Regions from separate parts of the Mus musculus genome. Here all the other regions are linked to region 2. The links are chromatin loops, found by intact Hi-C in ENCODE. Cell type or tissue: heart. All regions are shown on one strand.

The links. A loop is a pair of places that touch in the nucleus more often than their neighbours do. Peaks named below come from ENCODE experiments on the same cell type or tissue, not always from the same donor. Only the 100,000 strongest peaks of a DNase experiment are listed, where the experiment ranks them.
Region 1: a loop joins it to region 2, with 6 times the contacts of the local background. A loop is called at or near these places in 9 of 42 quality-filtered maps.
Region 3: it touches region 2 in a loop (5-fold over the local background); 16 of 42 quality-filtered maps call a loop at or near these places.
Region 4: it touches region 2 in a loop (5-fold over the local background); 15 of 42 quality-filtered maps call a loop at or near these places.
Region 5: a loop joins it to region 2, with 2.7 times the contacts of the local background. A loop is called at or near these places in 2 of 42 quality-filtered maps.

The regions. Positions count from the first base shown.
Region 1 is chr15:41,323,912-41,328,911 of GRCm38, forward strand. No RefSeq gene overlaps it. Among named protein-coding and RNA genes, the nearest start is that of Gm41312, 9.0 kb to the left of the region's middle. In heart, a CTCF peak has its summit at 1,934 (motif pointing right); no DNase peak of the experiment used is centred here.
Region 2 is chr15:41,946,056-41,951,055 of GRCm38, forward strand. It overlaps the pseudogene Gm24751. Among named protein-coding and RNA genes, the nearest start is that of Abra, 79 kb to the left of the region's middle. In heart, a CTCF peak has its summit at 2,988 (motif pointing right); no DNase peak of the experiment used is centred here; H3K27ac peaks cover 214 bases.
Region 3 is chr15:41,822,928-41,827,927 of GRCm38, forward strand. It overlaps Oxr1 (oxidation resistance 1), which reads left to right. Exons shown (of 17, transcript NM_001130166.1): 10 at 400-568; 11 at 2,963-3,125. Among named protein-coding and RNA genes, the nearest start is that of Abra, 44 kb to the right of the region's middle. In heart, a CTCF peak has its summit at 1,964 (motif pointing right); no DNase peak of the experiment used is centred here; H3K27ac peaks cover 191 bases.
Region 4 is chr15:41,864,320-41,869,319 of GRCm38, forward strand. It overlaps Abra (actin-binding Rho activating protein), which reads right to left. Exons shown (of 2, transcript NM_175456.4): 1 at 4,700-5,000; 2 at 974-2,033. The coding sequence ends at 1,556. Among named protein-coding and RNA genes, the nearest start is that of Abra, 2.9 kb to the right of the region's middle. In heart, CTCF peaks have their summits at 2,019 and 3,186 (motif pointing right); a DNase peak (open chromatin) is centred at 1,952; H3K4me3 peaks cover 2,700 bases; H3K27ac peaks cover 2,640 bases.
Region 5 is chr15:41,655,052-41,660,051 of GRCm38, forward strand. The region is part of intron 3 of Oxr1 (oxidation resistance 1); the gene reads left to right. Among named protein-coding and RNA genes, the nearest start is that of Oxr1, 210 kb to the left of the region's middle. In heart, a CTCF peak has its summit at 2,258 (motif pointing left); no DNase peak of the experiment used is centred here.

The sequences.
Region 1 (5,000 bases), 620 kb before region 2:
CCCGCACACAGCATTTTAGGAGATCATACTTAATCCTAGGCAGACTGTCATGCTGATGATGAGCAGGAACCTGTGGATATGATTAAGGGATGGCCTAGGCAGCTCCGTGAAGATTTCTCTCCACTTACCGTCAGCGTTGTGTTTAAAAAAAGTGATGGAAAAGAAAGGTGACCAGTGGAACCTGGAGGAACACTGCACAACGAGCTCTGAGAGAATTGTCTTGACCTGGTTCCCCGGCATGGAAGACATGCGTGAACCTTGAATCACTGGAACAGGTGTGCTTTCCCAAGTAGTACATGACATAGTTACTAAAGAAAGAATCAATTCAACTTGATAGTTACCAGGGCCAGGAAGCTAGGTGAACATTGTCACTACTGCCAATCTTACGAGAGTGATGTCCCCATAGAGCCCAGATGGCATATTTGAATTTGAAGCTGATTATGCCAAGAGGTGAGTGTGAGAGAGCCACTCAGATCTGTGAGCAGGACCATGGAAAAACTGCTATGATCCAAGAGCGTGAAGAGAGATAGACATGAAGAGGGATTTAGAACTCTCTAAAGCACCCGAGGGAATCAAAAGAACCGACGACGTACACATCCAGTGTAATAGTCATTCCCCTTCCTTTTGGTCTCTTCTAGTTCCATCGAAAATAACCGGAAGAAATCCCATCTGTTTAAAATGCACAACACAGAGTTAAGGGCATCAGAAACAAGTTTTCAGTGAAGATGCTTGCCTGCAAGATGAAGACAAAATTTGCAAGAAGTGCTAGAACAATAAGTAAATAATAAATAAAGTCAATTCAAACCAGGTACAAACCAGATTTGCTTCAGGAGCAAACCTAAGTGTGATATTGTATCCATTGTCTTTTGTGTGGTTCTGATACTGTGGATGGCAGCTTCTGGTTTTAGACTTGTGTGGTCAGTGTTGGTTCATTCAGTGCCAGATGGGTATCTAGTACCAATGGTGGGTAACCAGTACCAGTGGTGGGTATCCAGTACCAATGGTGGGTATTGAGCCAGAATATAAAAAGCTTTGCTGCAACTTAATCATCTTTACTTGAATCTCTGCTTCTCTCTGGGAAGCAGTGTAAACTTCCACACCAGCAAACCCAGCAGAGGGCAGAAAGTCCAATGATGTGAACTATCTGGGTTCCTCTAAACCGAGCCTTCCTATGGGCTAGAAGCACTTTGGGATTCCTCATATTAATGATGAAAGCTCACTTAGAAATTTTGAGTATATTAAGTTACACAAAAATGAACTTAAATAAGTTCTTGACGATTCACATAGAGGAAAGATTAAATTCGATCCAGAAAGTTGAATCTGAGAAATTTCATTCAACTGTGCCTTCAAGAAAGTTTGTGTATATAACTTTGCCACGTTGAGGCTGGAAGAGAATCTGCTGCAGGCCTGTCTCTGGGGGGTGTAGGTGTCAGTCTTTGTGTCCAGTGGTGGGATACTTAGAATAACGAAGTACATATTACAGTCTGACTAGAGTAAAGATGATTGTTAATTTCTTGTATGTGTGATCGACACTAGTTTTCAGTTTTGGTTTGGTTTGGTTTTTCGAGATAGGGTTTCTCTGTGTAGCCCTGGCTGTCCTGGAACTCACTTTGTAGACCAGGCTGGCCTCGAACTCAGAAATCTGCCTACCTCTGCCTCCCGAGTGCTGGGATTAAAAGTGTGTGCCACCACGCCTGGCTAGTTTTCAGTTTTAACACAGAAATTATATACAGCCATGACTTGAGAAAATAGTAGAAAAATGTAGTTAAACTTGTAATGATAAAAATGATTTTCAAATTCAGTGTTTATTTATAACATTTTAGTGAAATGATTCATGCTGGAAATATTCAAAAACGGTGATAATGAAAGCGCTCACTTCAGCTTGATAATTCTAGAGATACCGAAGTTCTATCTTGGCCACCAGAGGGCGATGTACATCACTACCTTGTAAAGAACAGCTGCATTGTAAACACAACAGAAATTAAATTTACAAAAATAAAAACGTATATAGTTGTATGAATAATTAGCAATTTTTTGAACATGTTCCCCTAGTAGACTCTAAAAACACGGTATGTGTGTTCATATTTGTGCCAAGGTGTATGGAGATCAAAAGACAACTAGTGGGATTTAGTTCCTTCCTACTAAATGGGTTCTGGGGACTGAATTTTGGATCACTGGGCTTGGTGACAAGTGTCTGTACCCACTGATCCATCTCGCCAACTTCTCAGTCACATTATTAATATTCTACCCAACAACAGCAGAACAGACATTCATTACAAAACTCACAATGCCCAGAGGAAGATGGAATATATTCTGAACTATTAAACATGTCTTCAAAGATTGTAAAGCATTTTAAGACATGCAAACTGTTTTACCTGTGAAGTATTTGGTGATAAATGAAAAAAAGAATCCATGTTAAAATATGTGGATTTTTGATAAATCAAAAAATAGGAAAAATTTTAAAGTAACAGATGCCTTACTCAGAAACTAAATCAGGTCTCAGATCATTAAATCGGCTTCCCTTTTAAGAAAGAAGATTGTGTAAATAAATGAATAAGTAACTAAAGTGAGTACAGGAAAATAACATGAAAGGAAAGACAAAATGTACAACACAGAGACCGGGCAAGGTGGAGACAGGGCCAGATAGAGATTAGGTCTGGTGGTGGAGACACACAGCTTTAATCCCAGCACTCACTGGGCAAAGGCAGTCGGATCCCTGTGAGTTTGAAACCAGCCTGGTCTACAGAGCGAGTTTCAGGACAACTAGCACTACACAGAGAAACCTTTTCTTCAAAACCAAAAATAAACAAGAGGGGAAGGGGGAAGGGGAGAGGGGAGGGGGAGAGGGAGAGGGAGAGGGAGAGGGAGGGAGAGGGAGAGAGAGAGAGAGAGAGAGAGAGAGAGAGAGAGAGAGAGAGAGAGAGAGAGAGAGAGAGAGAGATCTGAGACAGAAGGGAATTATTAGGTGAGATCATTTTATGGTTATTAAATCGATGGACCGAGGCAGAAAACCCATGACATCACCACAGATCCCAGAGGGCTGCTGTCTATCACAGCACTTGTAACTGTAACCTGTGAATGAACAAAAGAATAGTTGTATGGTCACTGATCTTTCCTATATGATGGTGATAGGACTTTTTGTCTGTTTCTTTTGTTTTGTTTGTTTCCTTGGACTTCTGTGTTATTGAGACAGGATCTTATACTGTATCCCAGGATAATCTGATACTATGTGCTCCAAGCTGTCCTAGAACTTGTAACAGTTCTCCTGCCTTAGCCTTCCAGCCTGCAGTTAGCCTGGCTTCCAGGTATGATAACCACACCTAGCTTTCATCCACAAGATTTGAGAATTTCTCTCTGGGGCCTTCACTGAATCTTTTACTTACACAACAGTGTTGTGATACTATATATGTGTCCCCCTTGTCCCTACTGCAGACAAAGCCTCTGCAGGCATGTGCTAGGAAGGTGTGGGGAAACATAAACATCAAGCACATTAAACTAGTGATGACTAGCTTCAGACAAAACAGATCAAATGCTAGCAGAGTCAGTAAGTTCACTCAGGGTAAATTATTGGGAGCTTGATGGTTTTTCGAAGGAAAAACCAGCCAAAAATGGAAGAAGAATGGTTTCTCCTATTATCAAGAATGAACATATTTTAATTACATTCCAACCACCTGAAATTCCTCTTTGCAGTATCTCTGTATTGGGACCAACTTTTATTCTTACTGTTTTCATTATGTTTTTACCTCAAAAAAAAATCTATACTTTTAAAAAATCTTTTCCTGAAAAGAAGTATTCCACAATTTCTGAATCACAATAAGAATCAATGTCTGGAGACTTATGACAAGATAAAATCTCATTTTTTCTAAGATCATTTTCTCCTATTTTTATATCTCTATTTACATAAATTGCGTCATTCTCATTTTTAAATGATGTATTCTAAACAGAATTCTACATATATTAAGTTTCTGGCAAGCACTGTGCTAGTCTGAAAAAAGAAAAGCTGATATCCCACATATGTATCCCTTTCCTAATCCCTAGAAGCTGTGAATGTTACCTTACATATCGAAAAGTGAACATCCATCTTATCTTCAATATAACTCTTTATAGATGTAAGATCTTCAGACTAAGATGTCATTCTGGATTGTTCTAGGATCTGGCTGTCATTACAGTATCTTCAGGAGAAAGAGGCAAAGGACAGCTTTGCACATAAGCACATGTGTGCACACACATGCAGATACACTGCTTACATACAAGGCTTTATATATAAACAAATACATATATGTACACACATGTATGCACACATGTTTACAAACAAGGTTTTATATATAACCAAACACATGTAAGCACACACATAGGCACCAATGCACAAGAAAGTGAATTAGAGTCAGAGGAGATTGGGTAACATGAAGCAAAAAAAAACAAAAAACAAAAAACATTAATTTCAGGGTCTGGTAGTCAGAATCATAGGCCAAATTTATTGGAGTTTGTTATAATAACTCACAAAAATTATTTTAGCTGTTTGATGTCTTTAATTTAAAATTTAAAAATATATCCAGGAGGAAGCCTTAGTAGCTAATATATTCATGTCTTGTCATTTAGAGGAAGAGCTGAACTAGTAATTCAATCCACTAAGATTTGTTTTAGATTGACATTTTTAGTAAGTCACATGAAGGCTGAAGGCAAATCAATACAAATTATATGATTCCAGTTTGAAATCCTGAAGTACTTCCAGCTCAACTGCATGTTGATCAGCAACCAGTAAAGTCAGTTGTCACTGAGGTTCCCAAATGGGTGAGCAGCATATAAAAGTCTTACCAGTTTCAATTACATACAATTTTGCTTAGCTTATTGTATATATCTACTAATTAAAATGTATGATTGGAGAGAATTTTTCAATAATCCAACTAAACTAAAATTTTATTTATCTATATTTTCTAATTTATAGTCATTCTGAAATTAATGTTTGTGTTGGCTTCCACTGTAATGAACACCAAAGAGTT
Region 2 (5,000 bases):
CCACCTTAATTTGTAAAATAAAGGAGCGCTGATGATTGGGCAGATAAAAGGGAAGGTGGAGCAGAGGGTGGATAGAGGGAAGAAGGCGAAAATGGAAGAGGAAAAGGATGCAGAGGAGGAGGCAGAAGAAGAAAAGTGGAGCACATGCATATGGCCTGGAGAAACTGCAAGTTCTAAGGGGTCTCATAGATGTGGAAGATGGTAGTGTAGTGGTAGATCTGCCCAATCTAGGCACACAGCATGTATTTATATTAATTGAGTCGTGTTTTCATTGCCGGGGCATATTTGGATTGGAGATTTACCACAACAAATGACCTTGGTCCTTAACATTCTCCACTATTCCTCACAGCTCCCACTTGCTATTGTATGGGAAATTTGAGGGTCCATTGATTATTTTACCTTTTGTAAACTTGATAGGTTATTATATAATCTTCATGCAATGGCAATAGTACACAGACATAAATGTATACCTCTTTCTCTTCTCTCTCTCTCTTTCACACACACACACACACACACACATAATACACACACCATATCTAGATGCTATTTAGTTCTAGTATAAATATGAAATAATCTAGTACACCTTTTCCCCTTGACAGCTTTCAAAGTAAGCCATCTCCTTCCTATTCACAGCATTGTCTTCTGCCTAATCATTTCTCATTTTTTGTAAAGTCAATTTGCTTGATCTCTGGGAGCTATACAATATTTTTTTCCATAGGCTATCTTTCCCGCCGAATACCTGGGATGTGATTTTTTTTTCCTTCTCCATAAAGGACATACGTTAAAAACTAGAATTTCATGCCAGTTGACTGTCTCAGAAATGTATGTAATTTTGAATTTTGGATCTCCACAGCCTAAATGACACCAGCTGGTTTCCTGTAGAAAAGTGCTAACTATATCACTACACTACCGTGAAGCTTAAGGTAAACCAGGCAATTGGCTTGCTCAGGTAACTATTTTTTGGCAAAGAACAAGAGATATAAAATGTGAGTGAAAACATTCCAGGAGATTAAAATACACATACATGGGGCTGGTGAGATGGCTCAGCGGGTAAGAGCACCCGACTGCTCTTCCGAAGGTCCGGAGTTCAAATCCCAGCAACCACATGGTGGCTCACAACCACCCGTAATGAGATCTGGCTTCCTCTTCTGGACTGTCGGAAGACAGCTACAGTGTACTTACATATAATAAATAAATAAATAAATTTAAAAAAAAAAAAAGATGTTTGGGTTTTTAAAAAAAAAAAAAATACACATACATGTCTTGCCTGGGCGATTCTCTTCTAGACTTATCCATGTGGGCAGATTCCACGACCCCAGGTCCATCAGAGTACACTCCTGGAAGGCATTCCCTTTGCCTTCCAGAAATGAAACAAGTATAGCTTAGTCACTGTGCCCTTGGTTCAGAAAAGCCTAATGTCTTATCTTGAGCGTGTGGCAACCTTCACTCTATGTGCCTGCCCTTGAGCCACATGTGGCTGGCCATTACTACTTGATACTTGATGGCCATAATCAACATTTTAATACCTCTTCCTTCTTCTCCAAGCATTCACCTCTCTACCCAGACAATTGCTTGATGAAGTTACCTGCCCTTTTTCTAGGGACAGTAGGGGTTTGCTGGGGATGGTAGTGGTGGTGTCTCCTAGACACAAAAGTCTTATTGCTCTGTACACAAAGCAAACTGGATGTGGGTGAGTTGAAGTCAAAAGCTGATATCCTCAAACAAAACTGACCTTCTGGACACAGCCTTCTCTCTCAGGTATATTCTCTTGAATGCTTCCTGCTGGACAATACACAGGCTATACGATGCCCATGGCAGATGAGCTGCCCAAGGTTACTACTAGCTTGACAGCAGAGGCTTTGTAGATTCTCTTCCTTTTCTCACTCCCACACTCAGACTGACTTGGTTGGAAAAGTTCTTATAACCTGTGAGTATTTTCTCATCTGCTTCTGTTCTGGGTGATGGTGAGGTCAGTATTCAGGAACTGTAGCCATCCCCTGCTTAATCTTTAGTCTCTACCAGGAAACTGCATTTGCAGCCCCAGCTACCCAGTTTCTCTGCTCCAGGTCCAAGGCCAGCTAAGTAATTGATTAACTCCTTCATCATCTCTACAGCCTTTCCTTTTTTTTTTTAAATCTTGCTTCATTATAATAAAATTGAAAAAATATAAATTTAACCTTTATAAATCAGTGCTAAGTGTAACTTTGCCTTTAACCTACTCCACTCCTGTCAAAGATAGGAAGAACAACTAATAATTTTATGTTTTGTTTACAGTACTGTAAACTTGCAGCTGTTTTAATCTCCTTAGACAAAATCAGACCAAAAGTTCTCTCAGTTGGAAGTTTTGCTGCTGTGGAGTGGTTGTTTCTGGAAACAGTTCCTTTTTAATAGCATGCATCTGTTTATTTACATCTGGTCTTGGATCTGCTTAGAAACTTTTATAGGAGGAAAGTAGAGGCTAACAGGTTTAGGCACTGAGCCATGAGCTTTCTCCTCCTCACTTACACAATGCATGTCACTGCATAAGGGCACGAATGTGTGTGAGCAGATATAGTGACAGTAGCTTTATTTTGTTGAAGGTACTTTTTTTTTTCTTTTTACTTCGTAGTGAATGATTGGCAGCTCATTATGAAAGTAAAAAAGCACAGGTGAAGTTTCCACAAGACCCCAGAGCTCTTTAAAATAGAAACACATGAAACTGCCTCTTGGGCAATGCCTGTCAATCCAGAGCCACTCAGGTTTCAAGCAGGGAGTGGTTTGTTTTATCTGATTCTTCGTGGAAGAGGCAACTCTCCCAATGAACTGAACAGGGCTCCACTTTTTCAAATGAATCTGAAGCATCTTTCAGTTCCCTGAAAAAGTTTTCTGAGGCCATAGCTTTAGGGGAGGGGACGTTGATGTTGTAAGGCTGAGAAGAGAGGCATTAAAATGACCATATGGCCCTGCCCCTAGAGACTCTAGAGTTGCTGCTATGTCACATGTTTGTCAGCAGGTGGCAGAGAGGAGACAGGCTCACCATCTGAATGATTAGTAAACTTACATTCCCTGAGAAAAGCAAACTTTAGATGACGACCAGGCATCTACCACCTGACTGGCTCCCAGGGTGGGGAGCAAGCCAGAGACTAGAAGAACCCCAGGTAAGAGTGAGTCTGAGACAAATGACCCTCACATGAGGCTACGGTGGGCCCTGGGGCAAGGAGTGAGGACAAGACAACCAGACCAGTGCCATGGGGCCAGGACACAGGGCTAGCCTGAGATGACCCCCAGTCCAACTCTATACAGGCCTCGAGTATAGACCACGCCTGAGATGACCCCTGTCTGGTGCTATAATTCACGAGCTGGGTATAGCATTCCTGCGAACACTCCTGAGGTGACCCCAGGCACTCAAAGACCCCCTGGCTTTACTAAGAGGAGCAAGTCAGTGGTGGAGAAATGGAGACAGAAACAAGGATGTGAGCACAGTGAAAAGAGGCAGAGCTGGGGACTGAAGGGAAGTGAGAAACAGCCTGATGTGAGTAGCTGACCATACCACCTGGGGCCATGGTGGAGTCTTGACCTGTGCTGCCACCAGGGGCCATGTCTGGGGCCATGTCTGGGTCCATGGCCCTGAAGCAGCAGGGGCCTGTTACCACAAAAGTCCAGAAAGACTTCTGTTGTCTGGGCTGCCACCTGGGAACATGTTAATGTCTGAGGGCCGTGAAGAGCTGGCCCCACCCCTAGCCGGCTGCAGTATTCTCCATCCCCCTATCCGAAAGAACATTGTTGGCATTGTGGCTGAGTTGGCCCTGAGAGCACAAGTTTGGGAGAGCCAACTCTGCCTCGCTCTGCTGTTTAGTGGCATTGGTGAGGGAGAGGTGGCCTCCTCTTCTTCCCTGTCCATATATGGCAGATTGGTCATGAGAGTGGGAGAACTGGCCATGTCTCTTACCAGTTGAAACACTTAGAAGAGTGGGCCCTGCACCTCACCTTGGCAGTAAGGGAGAGGTGGCCCTGTTTGCAGGGGTGTGGGTGAGCCACCAAGGGGACAAGAACAGAAGAGCCTGCTGGCTGACCAACTCAAGATATCTCCCAGACCCAGATACAGGGCTTGGGAATTGGCCCTCTCCACCATCTACCACTGATGAACTCCTGGGGTGCATGAAGAGGCTGGTCTTACAGATCCAAAACTGCAGGATTTTTATGACATAGGAAAACAACAGCTTATCTGAGAGGAATCCTACTGAGGTTCCAGCATTGATAGAGAAGCAGAAGCCAGAGGCCTTGTAGCAGACCAAGAGTCACTGCAATGAACATTTGCAAGGGAAGGACTGTGGACAAAGGGTATACTGTGGGACACACTGTGACACATGATAGGTTCCACAGCAAGATTTTGTTTTCTCTCTTAGGGGAAGTTACAAGGGTGGAGGATGGGTACAAGGGGAGTGGGAGATGAGTTATATTGGGATACATGATCTGAAATTCACAAAGAATCAATATAAAGATAAAGAAAAAGAAGGATAAGCGCACAAGTTGGGAATGTGGCTTCAGTGGAGGTCAGCCTGGGGTACATGTATTCTAGGCCAGACAAGACTAAATGGTGAGACTCTGTCCCTAAAACAAAAGAAGACAAACAAATGAGTAAACAAAATGTTTGACAGAACCCAGTTGGCAGGACAGGAACTCTTTCCTATTTAACATCGCCTTTGTAAGTGGTATATAAGTCTGTAAGGAGTCAGAACTCTTCAGTCACTCGGTGAGTGAATGGCTGGCTCTTTTCTTCCTAGCTCTGTAGCCATGGCTGCTCTCAGTGATGCATTCTACTTTCTTTTGTTTTTGTTTTTTATTTTTTAAATTTTTATTTATTTTTTTGTTCTTTAATCTTTTTTTTTTTTTTTTTTTTTTACAGTTCAGACTTTATCCCCCTCGCAGCCCACTCTCTCTCTGTTCCATACCCTACACCTCCTCCTGCTGCTGTCTGCTTTCTTAATACACTGACTCTACTTCATTTATCAGGCAAACCA
Region 3 (5,000 bases), 120 kb before region 2:
GTTATTAGCAATTTATTCTTATGTATACTTACTTAGCTGTGATTTTTGCAGGGTAATAGAGACTACGCAGACTGTCTTACAGGACATGCAGTTCAGCACAGCTATCATTAGCAATTTATTGAAAAGTCTCTGCTGAGCTTTGCATGTTTTCCTAATGGCCCTCGACAAAACTGAATTTCATGATTGGCTCTTTCATTGTGTCTTGCTGTTTCAGTAACTATATATTCCACCCCCCCCCCCAAAGAAAAAAAAAGTGTGAGGCAGTTAAATGAATATGCACAAGTACCAGTAAGATTCATTATTTTACAGTGAGAAACTAAAATGTAAAATTGCTTCATCTAAGCTACTTGAGTATACTCTGAGAAAACTGAATGGATCCTGTTTACACATCACTTCTAGGCTCCTCGCTGTTAAAGGAAAAGCGAAGGCATCGATTACATAAGTTCCTATGTCTCAGAGTCGGAAAACCAATGAGGAAGACCTTTGTATCGCAAGCAAGTGCTACGATGCAACAGTATGCACAAAGAGATAAAAAACACGAATATTGGTTTGCAGTGCCACAAGAAAGGTAAAATAAAAGCTTCAAAACATCTGTCTTCCTTACAAGATTATTTTATCCATCCTAACACCAGAAGCAAAATACCTTAAAGCTTACATTTCCTAACTAATAGCTAATATTAGGCAGGCATGGTGGCATACACCTTTAATTCCAGCACCAGAAAGGCTTGAGAAAGAGCATCCCAAGTTCAAAAACAGCTTGACATTCACAGTGAGTTCAAGGTGACCCTGTGCAGTGTGTAGCAGGGCTCTCGGTAAATACATAAACAAAGGCTAGTTCTAAGTCTATATGAAATCAGCTGCTCGCTGATACTTTTAATTTATATCTTTAAAATTGCATATCTACAGTTTAATGCTAAAACATTGGAACGTGAGTGGTGTTTTAGTAGTTAAGGACTTATGTCCTAGACCATGAAGATTCATGAGCATATGAACGGATACAGCCTTGTGAAGGAAAATGATGTGTAGTTCTTTGACATTTTATCTTCAAATTTGTGTTTTCTAGTATGTTTTCTTTAGAATCTTTTAAGATATTTTCATTCTTTATTAATGATTTTGCAACAAATTGCACATACTCATATATTTTTCTGGATATACTGAAACCACATGTACTTGACTTGCTAAGATGACTGACAAGAGTAATGACTTTTTCCTGGTGGGACACTAACAACCTAGCATGCTTCAGTTTTAAAGTCATAGCAGTGCAGCAGCCCAGATAGCACTGAGAAGCGCTTCCTGTGAAGTGTGGGGTCGATGTCAGGATTTGCTCCACCACGCCCATTTTTTTTTAATTGCTGGAAGCTTTGTTTTCTAAACATCAGTAATGTCTCATTATAATAACCACACCCAGTTCTTTAAATGTGTCTGTGTGTCTTCCAAAAATTACTCAGTCATCTTTTATCATAATTTTTAGTGACTATTGGTGACCTAGTCCTTGAAAGCTCAGTTCTGTGTTCCTCAATGAATTAGAAGCAATTGGATATAAAGAGACCTTTTTTGTAGAATTATTCCTAGTATCACCAGTCTTGATCAGCTTGGGAGCGTTTACACTTAAAAATGCCCTCCTAGAAACCTGAATGTGTTAGGGCTCTCTCATTTTTAACTGGGGAAGAAACACTAGTGGAAGCAGAAGATACTACAAGATATACCAAACAATGTACATTTCTTGTATCAAATGGGATTTTAGTAATTAAAATAGTTTGATTTGCATAATTCACTACTTGAAAGAACCCGAGCCTATTGAATAAGCCAGTGATATTAAAATGGTTATAATTTAAAATGTTACTATTTAGTTAAATTTAACATAAAACTTAGTTTTTCTCATTATTCTTGGTTATCTCTCTCTTTTTTTTTTAAAGATTTATTTATTTTATGTATCTGAGTACACTGTTGCTCTCTTGAGACACACCAGAAGAGGGCATCAGATCCCATTATAGATGGTTGTGAGCCACCATGTGGTTGTTGAGAATTGAACTCAGGAACTCTGGAAGAGCAGGCAGTGCTCTCAACCGCTGAGTCATCTCTCCAGCCCTATTTTTTCTTAATATTTATATGGAATTTTGTTTTTATGTTGTTCTTAGTTCCAAGCTTAAGTGTTCCAAACTTAACCAGGAAAAAGTCTGTTTGTTCTCCTTGATTAAAATCAATACTATCCCACTTGGTGACCTTACTACCCAAGTTAGCAATTTCATTGCAAATATAAATAAAATGTACCTTGGTTTTTATTCATGTTAATATTATTGTAATTTTAAACTTTATCATAGGTAGAAAACTTAACAGAATTGTTGATAGTGATCAGTTGCCAGAAGGTAAAAGTTACTCCCCTTTTAATATGTCAGAGGTCACATAGCCTTGCCGATCATGAGATGGATGCAGAACTCCTAGAACCCTTGCTATTTGTCGTTATCTGCTAGCTGGGAATTTTGTGATTCAGTTATCCATACACATAAGTGCTTTAGATGTATGTTTGACCTTTAAACATGTTGATTACAGAATGTACCAAACAATGTGGTTTACTGCAGTTAGCAAAATAGCGGAAAGGGAAAGCAGATATGGAAAAAGATGAACTCGCCAACCTAGGAAGCCAGAGTTCACTGTGGATTGCTGATATCATGCTGAATGCTGCGTGCTGGCTTCTTTCCCATTGCTTCATGGAGGAGAGTATTCCACTGCAGTCACTATAGGGAAAGGCCTTCAAAGGCACGGCTTTTTATAGGACTTGACAAATCATAGCCAAATCAGATTTTAAGGATAATATCTTCCTTTAATGGACTTTATTATTTTATATAGTGTGGTATATTTTGAAAGTCTTCAGCTTCTATCAAGACATTGCACAAATAGAGTTTTTTAACTTGAGCTAAGAGCAGACAGTACTAGGCCTGCTAATAGTCCTTTGCTCTAACAGGACAGACCACTTGTATGCCTTCTTCATTCAGTGGAGTCCAGAAATCTATGCAGAAGATTCTGGTGAATACACCAGAGAGCCTGGATTCATAGTAGTCAAAAAGATGGACGAGTCTGAAGCGAATGAAGCCCCTGCTGGTGAAGCAGCAGCCAGGGAGTGGGAGGTAAGGAGGGCAAGACTTCCATCAGCTCTGTTTGCTTCTTTTTACTTTGTGTGAGTGTGTAACCTATGGTATGCCATAGACTTAAGAATTCATTGTACAAAAAAAAAAGAAAGAAGAAAATCCATTGCACAAAAGCAGATTTTTTTTTTGAAGACATAGTTTGTAGTCCAGGCCCAAATGTGTTTATTGAATGAGTCTGAGTAGTAACTTTAATGTTCTTTGTCACTCTGTTTTTACATTAAAATACTGGATCATTAATAATAAAGTGATTTTTGTATATTCTAGCATAAAGGAAGATAACATGGCAAAGATAGAAATAACATTGCTATCATATTGTCATAAAAATTCCCTACCTGACTTATCTGTATTTCTTCTCTTGAATGAAAAAACACTCAATTAGCACAACTAGCTGTTATTTCTAACTTTCACACCTAACAAGCATTATCTTGATTTGAATATGGTGATATTAATTTGGTACTAATTTTATAGGAATACTTTTTTTCTGTGCTTAAATTTAATGAGTTTGTAAACAGTGTCCAAGCTAATACTGAGAAGTGCTTTTCAAAGCCCCCTATAGATAAAAATTTTTAGGATTATGCCATTTTATATGCTTTGTTTAGGGAGGTTGATAGTGTAACAATATTTTTCTTATTTTGATATTTTTGTCTAATCTCTTCTAGATGTTATTAGAAAACATAGAGCAGATGCTAAAATGTGATAATAAATGGGCTCAAATTTTATTATCCATTTGGTTAAAGTTTGTGGTTATTTGTGTGTATGAATTTGCTGTGCATGTATTTAGCATGTACAATGATTTAAGTATATGTGATATGTCTTCTGTTTAAGTTGTGTTTCTGATTTTCAATGTCCAACATCACTGTGTTTGTTAAATACAACATCCTCATCAATATAATGAAGGAAAAGAAATAGTCTATATTGTACATTTATTTTAATACTTAAATAAAAATTATTAATCTTAATTCTAGTTTCATTTATAATAGCTCTAAATTACAAATGACCTGAGTCACTATCAAGAGAATAGATGGATAAATCTGTAGAGGTTTATAAAATTTTAAGTAATACAACAATAAAAAGAAATTTCTAATGATATAAGCAACCATGTGGATGATTCTCATAGATGAGTGGAATACCTGATATGGAAGGCCTGATATGGAGTGAAAGGAGCCGAAATGCATTGGTTTTCAGGGTTCTCGAGTTCCTGGAAATTGAGGAGTAGCAAAGTGACAGGAAGAAAATTTATGGGGAGTTCTGGGCACCTGCAGCCTCTCACTGTGGATGGTGGTGGGGTGCTGGGTACCCACAGCCTCTCACTGTGGATGGTGATCACGGTAACTCTGTGCTCACATGGTAACTGCGTGCTCACAGTACTTACTTAGTCCTAGAAGGTAAATTTGTCCACATTTCCAAAGACCTGTGCAAGTTGTAGGTTAGCAACAGTGGAAAGTAGATTAAAATGAGGTAGGAAAAGACAGCATGTGAATGCCAAGGATTTAATGGTAACTAGATTAGGATGAAGTTTCTAGATGGGGCAGTAATGTGCTGGGTGGCAGAATTCTCATTAAGAAAGAGAATCGAAAACTTTTTCCAATTATGGTTGGATCAGTTAAGTTTGGAAATACAAAACTACTGACTTGTTATCTTTTCTTCTTTCATGTGGGTGTATGTGTTGCATGCATGTGTGCAAATGTGTGAGCTGTAGTTTGTGTGCGAATGTGTACACGCAGACAAAGGTTGCTGGGCATCTTCCTTTATGACTCTTTTACCGTATTCTCTTAGGCAGCCCTTCTCAATGCAGCCCAGAGCTCACAGGTACTGCTCCCCACAGCCAGCCTGCTCTGCAGATCCCCATCTCAA
Region 4 (5,000 bases), 82 kb before region 2:
TCGTGTATGTCTCCTTAAATATGTTAGAATTTTCAGTTTGAAGCAATCATTATTGATAATTTCTATTATTTAATTTGTATTGTTTCTGACATGTAACAATTATGGGTTCCCATTATTTTGAGATATAATAATTTGACTTTTGTATTTATTGTTATAATACTTTTATTGTTATAATACAAAGTATTGTGTATTATACAAAGTATTATAACCATTTTAATTTTAGCTTTTTCAAATACAGTAAGAAATTGTAGTCTCTTGGGAGGCAGAGGCAGGCAGATTTCTGAGTTCGAGGCCAGCCTGGTCTACAGAGTGAGTTCTAGGACAGCCAGGACTATACAGAGAAACCCTGTCTCGAAAAAAAAAAAGAAAAGAAAAAGAAAAAAAAAGAAAAGAAATTGTAGTCTCATATTCATTTGGCTTTAGAATTATAATACACATTAAGGAAAAAATTAGTCACAGGCAGGTCAGTATTAGCTTCCTTGTATTAAATTAGCTTTTTCTTTATCTCAGAAGAACTGATACGCTGTTTGTTTGTTTTAGTTACTTTTTTTTGTTTTATGACATTTTCTTTATTAGAACAGGAAAGAAATATGTCCCAGGTTTTAAATTAAATGATTCTATGAGCTTTTGCTCCATTGAATATTCGTTTCACAGAGTTTCTGTATTTCTTGTTCATTTATTAGCATAATGTAAACAGTATTACCCAGTAAGACTTTCAGCAAAAATCAAACCTGCTCATGAACTCCACAAAGACAAGTCTGACCCTCCCACCAGTGTCCCACTGTCCTAGTGTGTACCGTCTTTGTGGGTCATGAGGCCACTGATAGCATTTGTTTTTGCAGGACTTGTTCACATCTGAATGAGGAAAGCTGATTAAAGGAACCTGGCTGTAATCAAACCACACAGAGGAGCTTCAACATCTTGAATTCTAACTTTGTTTACCCACCAAAGGTGCTGTGATTTTTTTTTTTTTCAAAAGAGTGGAGAATATTCTCAGAAATAGAGTACTTCCTGGGCAGGCATGAGCCCTACCACTTTAACAAAGTGGAAATGATTGCATGTAAGCCTGCTGTCCCAGCACTACAGAGGATGAGCTGACATAACGGTTTGAAGTCATCCTTCGTTAAATAGAGTTGGAGGCCATTCTGAGCTGGTGAGGATTTTTTTAGGCCAAACTTCCAATTTTATTCAGCTTAATGGAATTTTTTCCCCTAAAATATTACATTGCGATGTTGTCCTACTTTATCTAAGGTCAGTTTTCTTACCTGTAATGTGTACTTTTCAATTTATAATAATTTTATCAATGAAGGCCAGAAATTTTTGCTTAAAAAGGTAAGTGGAATTCCAAATATCAATATACTATGTTTGATAGTCTTAATACATTCTTCCAAAAAGTCGAGTGTCTTCGTCAAAATCTTCACATAGTAACCTCATAGAAACAGTACCAAAAGCCATTTATATAAAATCATTTAATATTGATAACATTGCAGAGCAGCTTGCCTTGGAGCTTGTAACACATTACTATTTATCAGCGGTGAGTGGATTTGTTGCGGGCTTACTCAAGGAGAGTAATCACAACATGGTCGTCTCGGCCTTGCCATAGCATCTCTCCTTCAAAGTGCACCAGTCCGTGTTTCCTGGCACGCATGAGGATGCCCACGACTTTATCAGAAATTCGAACATAGCGATCAAAGAGTTCTCCGAAAGTAACCTGGATCTTGCCATCTCGTCTGTGGCGAGCCATTGTGCGGATAACAAAGCACAGTTCCATAATTTCCCGATAGATGTGCTCTTCCGCTCGCTTGGCCCTTTCAGCTGTCTTGCTTCCCTCTTTGGGGCGGCCATAGCCCTCGTCTCCCTTGTGGAGCCGAGTGGACATGGCTAGATCATAGTCAAATTCGTCACTGAAGGGATTGAGCTTCTGGGACTGGACGTGTTCATCGGCCCACTGCTGCCACCTCCCTTTCAAGTTGTCCACTTGGCTGTATTTCCGATGGGCCTTACAGTTGAGTGTCTCAGAGTACCTGTTTGCCCTAGCGGAGAGAAGTGGAGAAGCAAAGTGAATACATGAAGCAAGTGCCGGACCCCGTGTACTTCCCATGTGTAGTCTCTGTCGTGGTATATGTCACAACTTTCTTTATCAATAACAATGATGGATTAGCCACTAGTGATATTAAACTCAAGCTTTAAAAAACAAAACACAAAACCTTCCTTACATAGAGTGTGAGGCCATCTACTAAAACGTTGCATGTCAAACATTCTTGAACTAGAATCAGTTCTTAGAGGGTTTCTGATAAGAGCTATTTCCCAAACATGCATTTGGTACTGCTATACAGATTGGAGTAGTTCTACATAGAATTCCATATTTATTTAGGTTTTGTCTGTTTGTTTTTATGAAAGCCTGTTTACACTAGGGTCAATGATGAACACACATTTTTTAAAGTAATGGGTTGCACAGGTAGAAGACCAAAAACATTTATTGAACACTATTTGGCTGGCATTTTTCTAAATACTTATTATTCTCCGCAATCTTTAAAAATGGATATTTCAGCTGTGTAGATGAAGAAACTGAAGCCAGGAAGACACAGGAGCACCCTAAAGACACAGAACTGTAAGCAGTAGGCTAAGACTGGACTTTGAAGCCAAGTTAAGCCGTCAGGATGTAACTTAAAAAAAAAATACTGCTTCCTCTAAAACAGAGGGAGGAGTCCATCTTCACAAAGCACCCAACTTTATCTCCAGAGCGTTAAGTAGCCTCACATCTGGAAGCTTTGGACTTGAAGGTGTAACGAGCCATTCCAGCACTGTCCCCATGGGTGGCATGGCAGGGCCCTATGAGCACTCATAAGTCACTGTTCTAAGCCCGAGAGTGGGCCAGGCTTATCTGTCAAGGTACAAACTTCTAAATTCTCCATGACAAATGGGCTCAGGAGACAAAGGGCTCAGTGAATCACACAGCAACTGCTTACTTAACTGCTTCTAAAGCATTTCAGTCTCTGTCCCTGGGGTCATGAGCTCTGTCCTATCAGAATAGCCTGAGTTTGTGGACTTCTTATGTCATCACAGTGCCAGGGCGCAAGTGTTTGCTGTAAGGAAGACACACACAAGCAGCCCACACACACAAATAGCCCATCAAACACAGACACCAAACCTATATACGGTTTAGATGCACCCTCGAAAGTTATTTTCAAGGAAATAACATCCACCAGATGGCGAAATTTCATTAATTCCCATGTTCAGAAAATCCTCTTAAGTCCTCTCGCTGTTAGGCTAGAATGGGAAGGGAATGAGGGTTTTTGTTTGTTTGGTTGGTTTTCTTTTTCTTTTCTTTTCTTTTTTTTTTTTCCTAGCCAGAGGGAGATAAACATGCAGCAAGGTTAACTGGGGAGATCCCCATACAGTACAAGTTTATCTCAATTTCTTAAGCTTGAGCAGTCTCTAGAAAATGTCCTTCACCTGAATGGCAGCTTCAGTGGGTCAAGAGGTCTTAAGAAGGAATTTCCCAGTACATGTTTGGGATGTACCGGTATGAAGGGAGATGGTTGTGACCCCCACAGTCAGTGCCCAGTTGTCTTTGTGGCTAAAGAACCCCAGCTCCTCATTCCACTATGCTCAGAAATGCTGGTTATTGGCACTGCCCAGGGACTGTCACTAATTTAACTAATCAATGTGTGTGTGTGTGTGTGTGTGTGTGTGTGTGTGTAAGGGGGGGGTGTCACATGTCAAGACTACTATCTAAATTGCAGCACCATCATTGCTGAACAATTATGACCTTTATTCTCCTTTCTAACAAGCTTGAGACCCAGGCCTCTGATTCTTTTTACAAATTGGTAACTATTCCCAAGTCCAAGGAAAGCATTCTTTTCATTGGAATGGGGGGAAGGGAGTGGGAGTAAGTATCAAGCTAGGTTGGAGAGATAGTTAAGAGTTCTTGCAATGCCAACATGAGGACCTGAGGTTGAATCCCCAGACCCCACATAAAAATAAAAATAAAAATATGGCCAACGTTTATAGAAGCCCAGCACTGAAAAGCAGACAGACATCCTGGTCAGCCAGGTGAGGCAAAATGGCAAACCTCAGGTTTAGTGAGATACTTGTCTTGTATATGAGAGGTGAATGACAGAATGTACACGTGCATGCACAAATGCATACACACACTCATGTGCACACACACAGAAAAGTAAAAGGCCATGTTTTTTTGTTTTTTATTTTTTTCTCTTTGTTTTAAAGCCCCTTAAGCCCTGCACTTTAGAGGTTACCAAGATCAATAAAACTGACATCTTGCTTTATGCTAAGGGAATTCGAGTAGCATGGGGATTATAAAACAAGCTCTAGTTCCGGAAACCTTTCCAGCTGCCTCGGTGTTCATGTGACTTTCGTGTGTCTTAGTGTCTCAGTGTCTCATTTTCTAAGCTTATATGCATTTCTACTACACCAAGAAGGTGGTCCATGTACAAGTCTAATTCAGGAAGCCTGAGAAGAGTGCTGACAGCAATTCCCACTTGTAGGTAAATCAGTGATGGCATGGACCAGAAGAGCCACAGCCGAAGTTAGTTAGCACTGTTCTTTCAGGTCAGGGATGTGCTACCCAAAAGAACCCACTCTAACTGGCAATTTATCGTCTGCCCTCTATACTTTTAGTATTAGTTGGAACTCCTTGTGATTGAGGCATAAGGAGTAGAAGGATGTATTCACTTACTGGGAGAGCAAGGGGCGTTTGATCCTGGCAGGAGCCACAGGCGCTGCATCTTGCTCAGGCCTCTCCTCCATATCCCCTCCGTAGCCACTGTCCTCTGTGTCTACGCTGTCACTCTTCCACGTGGGCTCTTCCTGTTCCATCACTTTCCAGCCTTTGGTCAGCTCAGACACCAGGTTGGTGCATTTTCTTCTCCGTGTTGGCGAGTCGTGACTAAGAAGGATTCTGTCAATGTCATTCTCTGGCTGAATAGCTTCAGACACGCCGCCATCATTCTCATACCTGTGGCTCAGGTAGTTCACAT
Region 5 (5,000 bases), 290 kb before region 2:
AAAAAATGAATCAACCAGAAAATCCCATAAGGCGTATGTCACTGCCTCTTTGCCAGGGTCCTTTGCTCCTGCTTTTTGTCACATATGCAACCTTCTATACATTTCTGATTTATGAACTGATCAGGAAGAGTAAGTGTTTTGCCTTCAGAAAATAAAATTTGTCTTATAAACTCCTTATTCCATCTAAATAAGACAAAAAGGTTGACACACTAACAAGCTTGGACCATAGTGGATAAAAATCCCAAGACTATAGAAAAATAGAAGTCTAGAAGTTAAATTTCAGGACAGAGAAGTAAGCTGTGGGTTATTTTCTTGTTGTATTTACTCTGTGTGCATGCTTGTGCACACATTTATAGGGTGTAGTTACCTGTGTATGCACACGTTTCTGCATGTGGGTATTGGGTGCACTTGTCTATGTTGTACATGCACTTGTGCATATGTATATTCGCTGTACTTACTTGTGTGTGTATGTGCTTGTGCATGTGTGTATTGGCTGTACATACCTGTGTGTATATGCTTGCCCATGTATATGTTGAGTAGACTTACCTGTGTGTGTACATGGAAATCCAGAGGTTGACTTCAAGTGTCTTTTTTATTGTTCTCCATCTCACTTTATGAAACAGGATATCACCAAGACTGGCTTATCTCTACCCGACTAAGTACAAGTGTTACAGGCATGTCCTACCACACCTAGTTTTTGTGTAGTTCATGGGGATCTAAACTCTCATGCTTGTGCTGAAAGCACTTCACCCCCTGAGCCATCTTCCCAGCCTCATGGCAAATTTTTAATTCATGAATTTGCAATGGTTTGATTTCTTATCAGTTTCAAAAACATGTTTAATTACTGTGTTGAAAGAGTTGTTTGGATTCTCAGCTTTAATTTGTCTCTGTAACCTCTCTTCTAATTTGACTCTCAAAGCATTATTTTTAAAACTAAAATATATCAACTATGTAACTGAAAGTTCATTTCATAAAACAAATCTATTTCCGTATCCCTTCATTTAAAAAGTACCGTTAGTAAAAAAACAACAGCATTTTAAAACTCCATGTGTGTTACAGTTCTCTTCTGCAATGGGGCAGAAAGAAAAGGGGATTTATTAGAATGACTGACAGACTGTGGTGGACTGTCCCGTCTGCTCTTGACCAGCAAGAACAACACGACACAGTCGGATTCTTGCCTCGATACTTCTATGGGACCCCAGGCGCCCAGGGAGGCCTGCTTATATGCACCCCAGCACAGGAGAAGGCTCTGTGGCCCCCTCTGATTGGTCAGTCAGCCGGCACTCAATTTGCATGCACCCACTTGGGAAGGGTTGGCACCAAATTTGAATTGACGCCTGCGCAGTGGTGTTGTTTATGACAAAGGCAACCGGAAACCGGCACCATCTTGGAGTTGGCTTCCCACAGTGGACCACAGTCCAACAATGGCTAGCTACTGAGAGAAAGTCTAAGTTTTCAGTAATTGTTCAGTCTGCAAGTCTGGGTGTCTCAGTTGGTCTTCAGTATACTCCAGAATCCCACAAAAGTGGACTCTAATGCCGGTGAAGGAACGGACTCTCCAGTGTGAGCCAGAGGAAGCAGGCAAATAGCAAAAGTTTCTTTCTTCCTTGGTCATTATCTAGTCTGCCATGGCTGGAAGGTGTAGCCCAGATTTAAGGTGGAACTTCTTCTCTCAAAGAATCAGGATTTAGGGTGGGTCTTCACATTTCTAAAGATCCAATCTAGAGAACTCCCTCACAGGTGTACCTAGCCACTTGGCTTTTAGCTAATTGACGATGGAGTGCGGATGACAATCATGAATAGCCATCACAGGATGAATTAGGAATTTCATATTCCAGAATAAAATAAGTCCCTCTATCCTATCTCAGGTAATCCTCAGAACAATTCTGTTACACTCTGTCTATACAGATGAGGAATCATGTCTAAAAGATGCAGAAGAGGTAAACATGAACCATACATGACAGGCTCTGCAGGCAAAATTCGTTCCCCATTTTAGGCCTGAAGAGGCAGATCTGTCATTGAACAGGAGGACAGCCATTCCTCATAGGGGTTGAACAGAGATAGTCTATGGGTGACATAGTACAGTGACATTTCTAGAGGTAACACAGTGTCCTAAATAATCTCATGGAAAGAAACTGTACCCATCAACCTGTAGACCAGCCAGCCAATATGCCCTTTCTTTGCAGGGTACCTTTCAGTGTCTCAATTCAGGATTTGTACAACTGAAAATCCCAGGGATCCCTCTGGTGGTACAGTGCAGTACTACAACTAAGTCGATCCCTGGCCCTCTACAATTCACTGTATTTGAATCAAGCTGGAAGAATTTTTATTTTAAGAAAAGCTAGAACAATTTGAAATGCCTCTTTAGGTTAATGAGAGATGTAAATAGCTTCTCTAGGAATTGATTTTTGACCTCAGTTATCTTTCACAAACTTCTGTATAGCATCTATTTCCTACTGAGAGAACCTTAAGAAATAGATTATGCCTTCTTTGCACACATGGCTGTCCTTAATTAACCCTAATAGAAGGTGTTCATTAAAAGTAGCATCATATCAAAAATTGATAGCATGCAAACTCACTTTTTATAGAACAATCAGTCTTTGAATTCGTATAATAAAATTTCACTTATTTAGAATAAGTAGAGGGAAAGCTAGCTACTCTGTCTATATGAAGCCTCAATCTTCATTTGAACCTTTAAAAAGTAAAAATAAGTCACTAGATGAGTACTGCATTTTAGGTAAGAATGTCTCACTCTCCCCTCTCCCCTCTCCCCTCTCTCCCCTCTCCCCTCTCTCCCCTCTCCCCTTTCTCCCCTCTCTCCCCTCTCCCCTCTCTCCCCTCTCCCCTCTCTCCCCTCTCTCCTCTCTCCCCTCTCCCCTTTCTCCCCTCTCTCCCCTCTCCCTTCTCTCCCCTCCCCCCCCTCCCCTCTCTCCCCTCCCCCCCCCCTCTCTCTCTGTGTCTGTGTATTCTGCTCTGTTCTGCCCTAGACAGCTTCTCTTGCTACTCATAAAACTCTGGTTGAGGCAGCTCTCTCTTCAGGTAAAAATTCTACAAGATATCTGGATAGCTCATGTTTTTCTGACCAATGTTAGAAAAACTGCTACAAAAGAACTATTAAGTCATCTGACCAAGTCAGAAATCCTGTTAAGAAAAAAACTCATCAAGAGCCGCTTTGCTCTCCAAAGATCTCCAGACTGCTCAGCTCTCACTAGCGAAAATTATAGAGAACTGCTACCACTTTCTGCTAGTTCATCCCATGAAGACCAAAAGCCATTTTTAAATTTACATATCAATTCAGTTCTTTATTCCAGGCTCCCTTTTGATTATTCTATGAATCTACATACTGGTGGCCCCAGCCCTTTGATTCTTAGGAAACAGCAAGCATAAGTTTTCTTTTAAGATAGCAAAATCATTTAGAGATCTGATTGCCTCAGTTACACAAAGACGCTAAACTAGCTGGGTGGGACCCTATCCTGAAATTACCATATGTACCACACCTGGGGCTAACCTTGCCATGTCCCAGGCTGACCTTGAACTCAGGAATCTGCCTATATTTGTATCTGCTTGCCTTTGTATCTTTCTGATAAGTTGACTCATTAATGCAACTCCCTTTGTTCCTTTAGATTCATGAAGTTCTCATAATTCATATTGCGTCCTTATTTTTGCATAGTTGAGAAATTATATATTTTCAAACTCATGTATTTAGAGCTCTTCTCCATAACCTTTAGGGCTGAAAGTCCCAGTGCTTGCCATTTGCTGAGACATAGCCACACCTTCACCTCCTGGACTCCTGCTGTCTGATTATCAAGGAGTCAATAACATTAACAGAGAAACCATTCCTCGGAGGAATGTGAAATAATATACATTGTTACACAAACAAGTGTTATGCCACTACAGTCATCAATACTGCTGGAGGCTCACACTGGGATTCTGTCCTAGGGGCAGGAACCAAGTCTCTCTGTCCCCACCAGGGCCACGCCTGCTCAGCAGCCAAAGAAAGTCAAAAGCTTGTGGGTTCAGCTGGGTGGAGTATAGTGAAATTAAATATCAGAGAGAATTTAACAAATTCTAGAATGTCTACAGTTTTTATTTTTCTAAATATAGCTGTTGTCTGTCTAGAAGAGTATAGATGTCACTTTGCCTCTGTAGAATGTCAAGATTAGCAGACATTCAAAGTGACTTTAATCAGTTGACAGTTGAAGTATGGTCACTCAGTGGGGTCTCTCTCTCTCTCTCTCCCTCTCTCTCTCTCTCTCTCTCCCCCCCCCCAAAGACTTTAAATTCAAACTCCATTTTAGAGAACCTGACCTAAGTTTGAACTCAGGTAGACTAACTGCTAACTAGCATTAGTTTCCAAGTTGTCCCCAAGAAAGCCTGAGCCTAGCTTCAGTCTCTAGGCTAATCCCCAACAAGAGCAGAGTTTCTAGGTAATTCCCCCAACAAACCTGCACCCCCAGGTTACAAGACCTAATGGTCCCTTCCTAATGACCACCAATGCAGAGTAGAGCAGAAGTAAAGTTTATGATCTGACTCCCAGCACCAGACAACTAGGTTGAAGGCCACAACAGCTTTCCAATTAGATGCTTATGCATGTACTCCCTGCTTACTGCTTACTATAAAGCTTTGCCCCAATAGACAGTCTGGGCTCCCCGACCACCAAAACTGGCCTGTGTGCTGGTGGTGCGTAGGGGGTGGGGGTAGTGGGTGAATTAGCTCAAATAGAATAAAGACCCTGCTGTGAGTTGCATCTGATTAGCTCTTGTGTGTGTTTTTTGGGGATTACTAACATTTTCCTGGTCTCTCTCTCTCTCTCTCCCTCTCTCCCTCCCTCCCTCTCTCCCTCTCTCCATCTCTCCCTCTCTCCCTCTCTCCTCCCTCTCTCTGTCACAAGAGCAGTCAGATTATTGAAGAGGAACTTGATCTCGCAGATGAATGTTTAAGTAGGACCTCCTCACTCCTCCTAGCTAAATGACCATAAATAGGCTATTTAGGGTGTCAAA